Linked DNA regions of Homo sapiens: regions 1 and 3 are each linked to region 2. Evidence: chromatin contacts called from ENCODE Hi-C or POLR2A ChIA-PET data. All regions are on one chromosome and are shown on one strand. The core of a region is the stretch at or near the end of the contact, and the rest is flanking DNA. Distances in the headings are between cores, read along the strand shown. Region 1 overlaps CMYA5 (cardiomyopathy associated 5). Region 2 has its middle 86 kb from the start of LINC01455. Region 3 overlaps CMYA5 (cardiomyopathy associated 5).

Region 1 (3,108 bases), core at 255-2,754, 76 kb before region 2:
GATTTGTTTGATCTCACTCCTTTGTTGGTTCCATGAAGGGATCATTGTGTGAAGTTGTCATCTCAGTGCCTATGACAGTGCCTGGCATATTGTAACTACTCAATAAATATGTGTTACTGGAATGAGTAAATATCAATTAGCATCAAACACATAACACTGACTAGTAAGAAAAGTTAGTCTAGCTTTGAGGATAATCTCTTATTTAAAATGAGGAAAAAAATAAATTGTGCCAGCAAAGTAAAGAAGAATGGATGAATTAATTGTAGTGCTTGGATATTTAACCAGGAGATAGGACTAGTCTAATCTGTGGACTGGAAACCTTCCCATGGGTAACTCATAGGGAAGGACTTTACAAGCTTATTTATCCATTGGTTATATAACCCTTACATAGGTTCTGGATTTCATGCAAAAACTCTATAGTACTAAACTAGCTCCAAAAATTGATCCAGAGGTCCCTGAGGGAAATTAGGGGGATCAAAGATTACTTCCATTTGTTGTGGTTTAGTTTAACTGAGCCTGGACCATAAATGGGGTATGAACGGGGAACTTATCTGTGTAGATACTCAATAAATGTCTGTTTCACGAATGAGTGAATGAATGAATGAATGAATGAATGAAGGGGATTAACCAATCTCTTTTTGTCCTTGCCCACTTCAAGCCATCTAACTGGCTGGATCTCCAGCAAACAAGATAGGGAGCAAGAGCTAAATGAGTTCACATTTCTTTTCCACCCCCAATCCCCGATAAAACAAGCAGGCTTCAAAGCTCTGGTATGGTGTAGGAAGACAAGTTGAAAGGAAATGAAAAACAAAAAGGCAAAAAAAGATGAGTAATATTAAATCACACGCACACATGGAGAGAGGGCATTGGTTGTCCTCTAGATTGGAGAATCTAATTTTGCTTGCCAGAATAGAAACACATCCATCTTCAGACCTGCAGTCCTTCCCCAGGTATAATGGCCTCTGGCGATTCCAATTTAAGACCAAAGGTGCTAGTTGAACTTTTATGGTGGGCGTTTGAATGGAATGAGCCTACTGTGCCCCCAAGTTACATGACGCAGTGTCTGAAATAGCTGAGCAACTGCCTCCATTCCATAATCCTCACAGAAAACATTTGCATATTTTTGCGTGTGGGCACCGAGGAGGCTCGGTCCCAGCAGTCGGCCCCTGTTGGGTTTGGGGTAGGCGGGAGTGACAATCCCCGGCTTGTGCGCGGGGGCTGAGGGAGCTCCTACTCACCTTCTTCCTGTTTTTCTTTGAATGCTCTCCTCAGGTTGGGTGGGCTCAAAACACTTTCAAAAATTTTCCACCGTTCTGCTGTTTCCTCAGCTGTTCTGTCTCTCCTGTGTGGAGAGAAGTCAGAAGAAGTGTGGGTGGAGGAGGGAAAACTGAGAGAAATATAGTACAGGGATTAGCTGTGTGGGCTGCAGCGAGAGAAGCCGTGTATTGAATGACAAATCTGTGAGAGTCAATACGCCAGAAAGTAGCTGGGAGTGAGTCTCCTGCTCCCTGGCTCTGGCTGAGGCTATGGGCTGGGGAGACACTCCCGGGGCCATCCTCCAGGGCAAGCATTTCCAGGGAGTTGGGCTCAGGGTGCTGGGCCTGTGAGCTCATATTCCTCCTTCTTCCAGCTTTTGGGGCCCCACCTGGTGGAGCAGGAACAGAATTGCCTGTCATAGGTGGGTGTTTTCAGCTGGGGACACCCACTGCTCTGTCTGTAGAATAAGGACAAATAAGGGTAAGTTTCCTAATGAACTTAGTGCAGAGTGAGGAATCCCAGCATTTTTCTTTTCTTTAAATCTTTCTTCCTCAGCCTTCAGATGGATAGGTGATGACTGACCAGTGGTCAACAGCAAGAGATTGGAGCTTCCTTGCACCCTGTGGCTAAAGGAGGCAGTCATTCCTGCTCCTTGCTTCTTCACAGGGTGACAGGAGGGTCACTGACACGATTGGGCCAAAGTTCTTATTGAGTAATTAAAAGCTAGTCACCAATCTGTATGTGAAATTGTTTTCCTGATCCAGTTGTCATATCCCTCTGTAGGGAGCCTTTGGGAGAGGGAGTTATGAGAAGATGATTCCCCATCGCATCCCCCAGTGTCTTCGCGTTTGGCTATTCCTAAATGAAATCTTTCTTCCCAAATGACCTTATTTGACTTTGATCACGTACAACACCTCCTAGTTGTACAGTAAAACCTCAGTCAATGGAAACCCAATCAGTTCCTTCACTTCTAACTTAGGCCTGTCAATTTCCAAAAGTATTCAGGTTGTCCACAATGAAAGACCCAGACATAGTAGAACCAGTAAAACAATCCTGTGAGAACAAGAGCCAAATAATGCAGGACTGAAGAGACTGAAAATGAAGAACTGAACCTCAATGGAACACAAAATTTAAATCTGAACTTACTGGCAGCTAAAGAGAAAACAGGAGAGAGGGGGAGACAGCAAGAGGAAAAAAAGAGATTACATAACTCATCTCTTTTTTTAAAAGGAAGCACATTTCACTAAGAGAGACAATTATATTTCTTGACATTCAGCTCTAAGATGAATTTTTCATGTAGATCTTTATATAAGGGCTATTGAACAAGATAATAGTGATTGCCTTTAAGAGCAGTTTTACAAAAGCTGCAAAAACGTTCTCTGTATAACCATTATTTTAAACAGGATCTGAAAGCATAATGTGAAGCCACCATTCTGGGCAGGCAGTTTTATGAGGATCTCAAGGAATTGTTTGCCTGTGTGACTGTGGAGGGGTAAAGGAGGGCCTAGAGAATCCAGAGGAATGAATGTTACTAAGCTCCTGGGATTCTCTGCCTGGAATATAAATGATACCATTCAGCCTTTGGAGGGTAACTATAGAGAAAACAAAAATCTAGAATCTTTCTGCTGGGACCTTTGGCTTATGCTGATTTTGCAAGAATGTTTAATTATAGGAAAGCCTAAGCCCCATGGTTGTCAGGATTCAGCCCCCATGTTACTTTTCTACAGTGTTGTGAACTAAGAGTGATGTTAGTTCACACCTGTAATCTCAGCACTTGGGGAGTCTGAGGTGGGAGAATCACTTGAGGCCAAGGAGTTCAAGACCAGCCTGGCCATTCAGCCCCCATGTTAT
Region 2 (3,370 bases), core at 482-2,981:
ACTTACTCAGCTTTGCATCCTTTAGGGCAAACAGTTCAGCACCTACTGAAGTGAAAACTAACCTGTAGTATTATAGAAACTAAGTGAACGTGTTGGAATGAGTGATTAGATGCAGCTAGTGTTGCTGGTGACTTTATGAGCAAAACTCCCTGCCTCTCTCAGAAAAGCAGCTCCCACCTCCTGTTGCTGCAATGTCAGTGGCAACACCCTCTGCAAGGACAGGTTCAAGAAAGGCATTTTCAAACCCCTCCCAAGCTTGTTCAAAATGGCGCCACGGTCGGGTGCCGTGGCTCTCACGCCTGTAATCCGGCACTTTGGAAGGCGGAGGCCGATGGATCACTTGAGGCCAGGAGTTTGAGACCAGCTTAGGCAACATGGTGAAACCCCGTCTCTACAAAAATTACAAAAATTAGCTGAGCATGGTGGCGCAGACCTGTAATCCAGCTACTTGGGAGGCTGAGGCAGAAGAATCGCTTAAACCCGGGAGATGGAGGTTGCAATGAACTGAAACGGCACCGCTACACTCCAGCCTGGGCGACAGAGTGGGGCCCTGTGTCTGAAACAAAACTAAAAACCCAAAATGGCACCAGAAGGCAAAATCGACTAGAAGAGCTCTCTCAGTCTCTTTGGGTTTTTTTTGTTTGTTTGTTTGTTTGTTTTACGAGGAGTGGGATTTCTCAGTGGGCATGAGTAAGGAGGGGGCGGTGCAATGGCAGCACTTAGGATAGCAGGGCCCGCCACTTGTCCAGGGGCTGCAACTGGGGGTGGACTTAACCCCACAGCCATCGGGATGAGGTGTTTCTCAGCCATGTCTTCAAATTCATCTGCATTAAACCTGGTAAAGCCCCACTTCTTGGAGATGTGGATTGCCTGGCAGTCAGGGAACTTGAAGTTGACCCCCATGTGGGCCTCGATCACATGCTCCTTGTTCTGCAGTGTGGTGCCGATGGACACGGCAATGTGGCTGAGGTGAACCCTGGCCACTGTGCCCTGGGGCTCTCCAAAGACCCCCCCCACATGCCTCTCTGGAGCCGAAGGTGGGGACAGCATGGGGTCAGAGATAGGAGCATCCGTTGGAAAGATCCGTCTCCAGGGTCCCTCGGAGTAACTCATACCAACAGCAGACTGCTACACCTCTGAGGGGCTACTGTGTGCAGAGGCTGCACGTAGAAAGAAGGGTGGGCTTAATCAGCAGCACAGACTAGAGGAGTTCTTGAGGCGGCATTTAAAATGATAACCCTTGGAGAAACGGGGCAGAAGCGCTGAGAGCAGAAGGGGGTCATGTGGTCTGATCTCACCCAGACCCAGGGCCTGGGAGGCAGTTGAGGGATTAGAGTACCAGGTGTCACTGCTTCCCAGAAAACACAGCTTGAGACCCAGGGAGAAGAACTTCTGGTGCCAAAGTTCTTTCTGGAAGGTCTGCACTGCTCTGAAACTGGGTATCCATGTGGGCCTGAGGACCGGTCTTTTCTATTGGTGAGAAAGCTTCTGTTACCTCTGCAGCAATAAGTCCTGAGTAAGCTTCTGGAGACTGAAAACCCGGCGACTACTGAGCAATGCATCGGCATGCACACTTAGGAACCTTATTTGGAAGCTGACGTCTCCTTTGCTCAAAGTCTGGCTTCTTTCCCCCTAGCATATAAAAAGTTTCCAGTCTGCATCTCCCCTCCTCTGATGTTCTTGATTAATCACATTCTGAGGTACAGCTTGGAGCCTGGCCTGAGCCATCAGTGAGCGGAGGCAGATATATTGGTCAAGACAATTACAGAGATGGGTCAGAGCATCAGAGGCTTTGGCCGCAAGTGCTGGCGATTAAGTTAGAATCCTTTGGACAAATGGATTAGTGCTGACTGGATGGGCTCACTCAGACAAAGGGAAATAAAAGACAACTTTCATCAAGACTAAGCTGCATCTCCCAGCCAGGCAGCCATCGTCAGTGCCTAGGAATGTCTGTTCTGGGACGCAGGGTCCAATTTGCCTCATTAGCCGGGACGCTGCACCTGCATTGGACAGGAATATGGTCCAAATTTGGAGGCCTAAGAGGAGAAAATCTAAGCCAACCTCTGTTGCTTCCAGAAGATTCCAGTCTTATGAAGTGAGACATCTGTCTCATTTGGGGTCAGATAACCACTGGACCCCAAGTTTACGAACATAGATACTTTGCAGTAAGCCAAGGGGCTTCCAAGAAATATGGCTGGTCTCAGAGTTGAACTGTGTTTGGGTTGACAGTGGCCTTTTAAATTCTCTGGCATCACCAGAGCCTGGCTGATGGGACCTTGCCTTTAATCAACACCGAGTAAAGAAACCTTCCAGGTGTGGGCTGGGGCTGCAGGGTACGGACTTTCCTGCTGTGTTCTCCTCCCCCTTGAGATGTCGGGGGACAAGGGCTTGGTTTGAGGTTTCCCGTGTGTTTCTTTGATGGAAGCACTGGGACCTTTGAAAATCAATCAGTAATATTCCTTCTGATTGGGGAAATCAGGGAGAGCAAACTGATCCCTATCTTTAAGGAAAGGTGGGATTTAGGCCAACATTTCTCACATCTGATTGCAGCTTAGAATTGCATGGGGCAGAGCAGTTAAAAAACTAACGCGTGGGATCTATCCAGACATTTCTCATGTAATTGTCTGGGGTGAGGCTCAGACATCCAATATTGTTTCTAAATCTCTTTAGCTGACGTTAATTGGCCAGGGTTGAGACACTCGGATTTCAGGTCCTCAACCGAAAAGAGAGTTTGTGTGTGCACTGTGTCCTGTCTCTCTAATTAGATGATAAACTCCTGGAGAGCAAGGATGGGGCCCCGTGTTTGGCATCTTCTCCCGCAGGGTTTAATGGAGTGCTGTACACCTTGGGTTCTCAATAAGCATTTAAATACAAATGCTTGGATGCATGAGCAAACAGCATTACTCTCTCAGAAATCTCATCCACTTGAGGCAGTGACAACTATTTTAAATACACTGCAATGCAGAGGCCCCTTTAAGGATGTCTGGGCCAGCTGGCCCTGCCACAATTACACTCAGCACCATTGTAACTGCTGAAGAAATGTCTAGACAGAAAAACCTTCCAGGCAATGAAAGGTAGAAGGTGTTTAGGGTGTATATATATATGTATATATTTAATTTTTGTTTTTGGCGAGTCTCAGGTAAAGAAAACAGAGAAGCCTCATCATAGGCAGATTATTTCCTTCTGTGACTTGCTGGGGAGGATTATCTCATTATCTGATTTTCCTTAGGGAAGTAAGACAAGACAATAGTGTCCCTTGTCTAAAAACTTCTGGAAGGATCCTCTGCAATTATCTAGATATACCATTATGATTCAAGTACCTGCGGGTCTGACCACTTCATTGATAAAGAAGGTTTATTAAGGAAATTAA
Region 3 (3,443 bases), core at 875-3,374, 110 kb before region 2:
TGATCATCATAGCTCGCTGAAGCCTCCTGGGCTCAAGCAATCCTCTCGCCTCAGCCTCCTGACTAGCTGGGACTAGAGACACATGCCATCACACCCAGCTACTTTTTAAATTTTTAGTGGAGACAAGATGTCAGTATGTTGCCCAGTCTGGTCTCGAAGTCCTGGCTACCAGCGATCTTCCCACCTAGGCCTCCCAAAGTGCTGGGATTCCAGGCAGTAGCCACTGCAGCTGGCCAGTTGGCAACTTTTTAAAAATAAAAATCAATTTAAAAAATTGTAGCTTGAGAATTTTCTAGCATCTTAAGGGCAGGCATTTGTGCCTGTTCCAGGAGCCAATGGCTGCAGTTACAGATCACCCAAGTCCTTGTGTCTCCTCCCCAGTCCATCCCCATCATGTGCTTATCTTTTGTCTGTTATTTATTTTCTTCATTTACTCACTCCCTTCCTGCATTCTCAGTGTTTATTTATCTCCCATTGTGTGTCAGGAACTGTGCCAATCATTGAGAGTGAAAAAAAAAAAAGGAAGATGGACTTGTAGATTCCCAAAATCAATACAATGTTGCGAAAGCCCAATGTTCTGAGAAACTAACCTTTTGGGAGTGAAACGGTGGGGTAGGAAGGGGAATGTTAGCAAAGGTGTCTCTAAAAGGTGATGCTTGGGTGAGCTTTAAATGAGATAGAGCTCTTCTAGCAGTCAAGGGCAGGGACAACATTCTAGAGCCAAGGAATACCATATGAAGGCACACAGATGAGAAAGAGTGCAATGACGAAGCCTGTGTGATTGGAGCCTGGGGGCTGTGGAGAAGAGGTAAGGGCCATAGAGGGAAGTAGAGACCAGATCCTGAAGAGGCCTCCATCAATGTTGTATCTCCATCAGTCTGTGGTAGTGAATCAGACAGCTGAAGCTCTGCTATTTTTTCTGCTTTGTTATTTTTTAAGTTTAGCAAGATTGGCTGTTGCTAGGTTTATAATTACGGCTAAAGTGGGTACCATGCTCCCCTATCACCCCATACGTTTTCTAGTTGGCTATTACCCCTTGAGTATTTTAACCCTTTGAGGGTCATTAGAACTTTTAGGTCCCTTTAGTAGGCAGTTTCTCTCAGTTGGTATGCTAAATTTCAGGCCTTGTGGCACTCTGATCACCTTCTCAGGCCATTAGTATAAATGTGAAGAAATTACTCAGGTATATTGGACCAGTTTAGCAAAAAGACTCCTCTCTCAGAACATATAAAAACCAAGGTCTTACTAGAGAGAACGCATTCAAATCTATAGTTCATTAAAACAGGTATGTTTTGAGCTCATCAGTTTATCAAGAAAGTCCATTCTTTCACTTACGAAGATATACTGTCTTTGTGTAGTTGTTTTGAGGTTTTCACTCAAAACCTCCTAATTATCATACAGAATTATCTATAGTCAGATGAGGCAGTAAAGAAAATTTAAGGATTGATTTGTTAGTGGATATAGTATAGTAAGTCTCTACGAAACATACTAAATTTATAAGGAACTTGGAGCTCACTGGTTGAAGTTCTCTTCCTAAATGTCATATACTAAGGATATCTTAATTCTTTTCTTCAGGTTCAATTAGCAGAATTTCTAGAAAATTTACAAGAAAAGTCCTTGAGGATTGAAGCCTTTGTTAGTGAGATAGAATCCTTTTTTAATACCATTGAGGTAAGTTAACACACCCATTTTACCTTAACCTGGCTTGTTCACAGTATCAGAAGTAAATGATTCTGAGGTGAAGGGATCTGACTTGGGGATTTTATGCGCATGTGTTGTTTGCCATTGTTGGTTCGGTTCCATTCAAAGCGAGAATGCTTAAAGTCTTCTCTCTGTGCATAATGAGTGAGATTCCTTTCTGCCTATGGATAAAAGATTTGCCGGTAACGACAGACATGCATTTATTAACACTTACTATAATAGGGCAAATGCTTTACATGCTTTACCTGACTGAATCCTCACAATTATATGAGATAGGTGTTATTATTGTTCCAATTGTATAGATAAGAAACCAAGTCTTAGAGTACATTCCTCATTTTCATGCCTCTCACTGGGTTAACTCTGCAGAAATGCTCTGAGTCACTGCCCAGTGTCCCATGCCCAGGGCCAGTGAGTGCCTCTCATAGCACGACTATCTCTGATGAGTTCATACTCTCCTAGCTGCTGGCTCTTATCCCTTCTGCAGGGAAGAGAGGGACTAGCAATGCTCCATCCTTATACAGAGATGGCCCAGGCACCCTCACCAGTCAATCAGGACTGGCAGAGGGCCTGAGGCCACTGCAGAGGCTGCTGCACAGTTTCCCTACTACTGGGGCCGCTCCACATGCTGGTTTGCTTGTAAGAGGTCTGCTTAATTCATGTTGTGGATCAACTAGTACATGCTAGTTATTTCGGGTGTCACCTTCCCCAGGTGTCCTTTTTAGGGAGTAAATTATGGGATCATCTTATTACTAGCCCCACTAGTGAGGATAGCCAGGCATCTGGATGTGTCTGGACAGGCAACGAAGTTTCTCCCACTGTGGGATAACCTGCCATCTCACTGGAGAACATTTGGGGAGGTAGCCCCCATTCCATATCTGGGCTTTCTGCCTTGCACTGTGATTTTAGTGGACTGATGCATTTCCACCATCTGAAGGCCAGGGATGCTCACTCAACGTGATGCCATTTTCAAGTTTCATCATGTGTGAGTGCAGGTGGGCAAGACTTCCATATGAAAATATATATATTTTGTATTATGGTAGCTAAAACTTTCTTGATGATACTGTTACAGTAAATTCTATTGCTTTATTGCAAAACTAACTGTGGGAAAGGGATTGGTAGGTTAGAAATTTGAACTGTGCATGTGATGTCTGATTCTCTGATCAGGATGCCAGAGGTCAATTCTTTAAAAGGCTGGTGTTTCCAAAAAAAAAAAAAAGCAGCATTTCTTGTTTCATTCAGAAGTGGGCTTTTTTGCTTGTTTGTTTTCAGGAAAACTGTAGTAAAAATGAGAAAAGGCTAGAAGAACAGAATGAGGAAATGATGAAGAAGGTTTTAGCACAGTATGATGAGAAAGCCCAGAGCTTTGAGGAAGTGAAGAAGAAGAAGATGGAGTTCCTGCATGAGCAGATGGTCCACTTTCTGCAGAGCATGGACACTGCCAAAGACACCCTGGAGACCATCGTGAGAGAAGCAGAGGAGCTTGATGAGGCCGTCTTCCTGACTGTAAGTGCCAAGTAAAATGGGCTCAAACACCTTGCGCCCACTCTGGCACATCTACTTTTAAAGCTTCATTTTTCACTATTCCTTAAGATTATTTATATCTCTGTGTGGGATTTATATAATTCTGGCATTTAAACATTATTTGGGCATGCCTGATGCCTATAGAAAAGGCCCAGCAAACCCTGAAAGCCTCAATGCCCAGATCCAGCTGAAAGATACAGCTGAAAGAGACAGCCTGCAGC

The links. A loop is a pair of places that touch in the nucleus more often than their neighbours do. ChIA-PET counts read pairs that join two places held with the same protein, here RNA polymerase II (POLR2A). Pooled maps may share reads with other maps.
Region 1: a map of dorsolateral prefrontal cortex shows a loop between it and region 2 (2.1-fold over the local background). The contact joins two enhancer-like sites. A Hi-C loop is called at or near these places in 3 of 168 maps with a recorded cell type or tissue (dorsolateral prefrontal cortex, posterior cingulate gyrus and transverse colon) and 6 of 50 pooled maps. POLR2A ChIA-PET finds 5 or more read pairs at or near these places in 2 of 52 experiments (OCI-LY7 and Panc1).
Region 3: a map of DLD1 shows a loop between it and region 2 (5-fold over the local background). The contact joins two enhancer-like sites. A Hi-C loop is called at or near these places in 1 of 168 maps with a recorded cell type or tissue (DLD1) and 8 of 50 pooled maps. POLR2A ChIA-PET finds 5 or more read pairs at or near these places in 2 of 52 experiments (H1 and MCF 10A).

Annotation. Positions count from the first base shown.
Region 1 is chr5:79,773,107-79,776,214 of GRCh38, forward strand. All of the region lies in intron 9 of CMYA5 (cardiomyopathy associated 5), which reads left to right. Among named protein-coding and RNA genes, the nearest start is that of CMYA5, 85 kb to the left of the region's middle. Within about 2 kb of position 1,505, at least 7 of the 41 ENCODE cell types and tissues checked have a DNase peak (open chromatin) inside an H3K27ac peak, as active enhancers do.
Region 2 is chr5:79,848,830-79,852,199 of GRCh38, forward strand. No RefSeq gene overlaps it. Among named protein-coding and RNA genes, the nearest start is that of LINC01455, 86 kb to the right of the region's middle. Within about 2 kb of position 1,732, at least 4 of the 41 ENCODE cell types and tissues checked have a DNase peak (open chromatin) inside an H3K27ac peak, as active enhancers do.
Region 3 is chr5:79,742,252-79,745,694 of GRCh38, forward strand. It overlaps CMYA5 (cardiomyopathy associated 5), which reads left to right. Exons shown (of 13, transcript NM_153610.5): 3 at 1,576-1,671; 4 at 2,971-3,204. Among named protein-coding and RNA genes, the nearest start is that of CMYA5, 54 kb to the left of the region's middle. Within about 2 kb of position 2,125, at least 3 of the 41 ENCODE cell types and tissues checked have a DNase peak (open chromatin) inside an H3K27ac peak, as active enhancers do.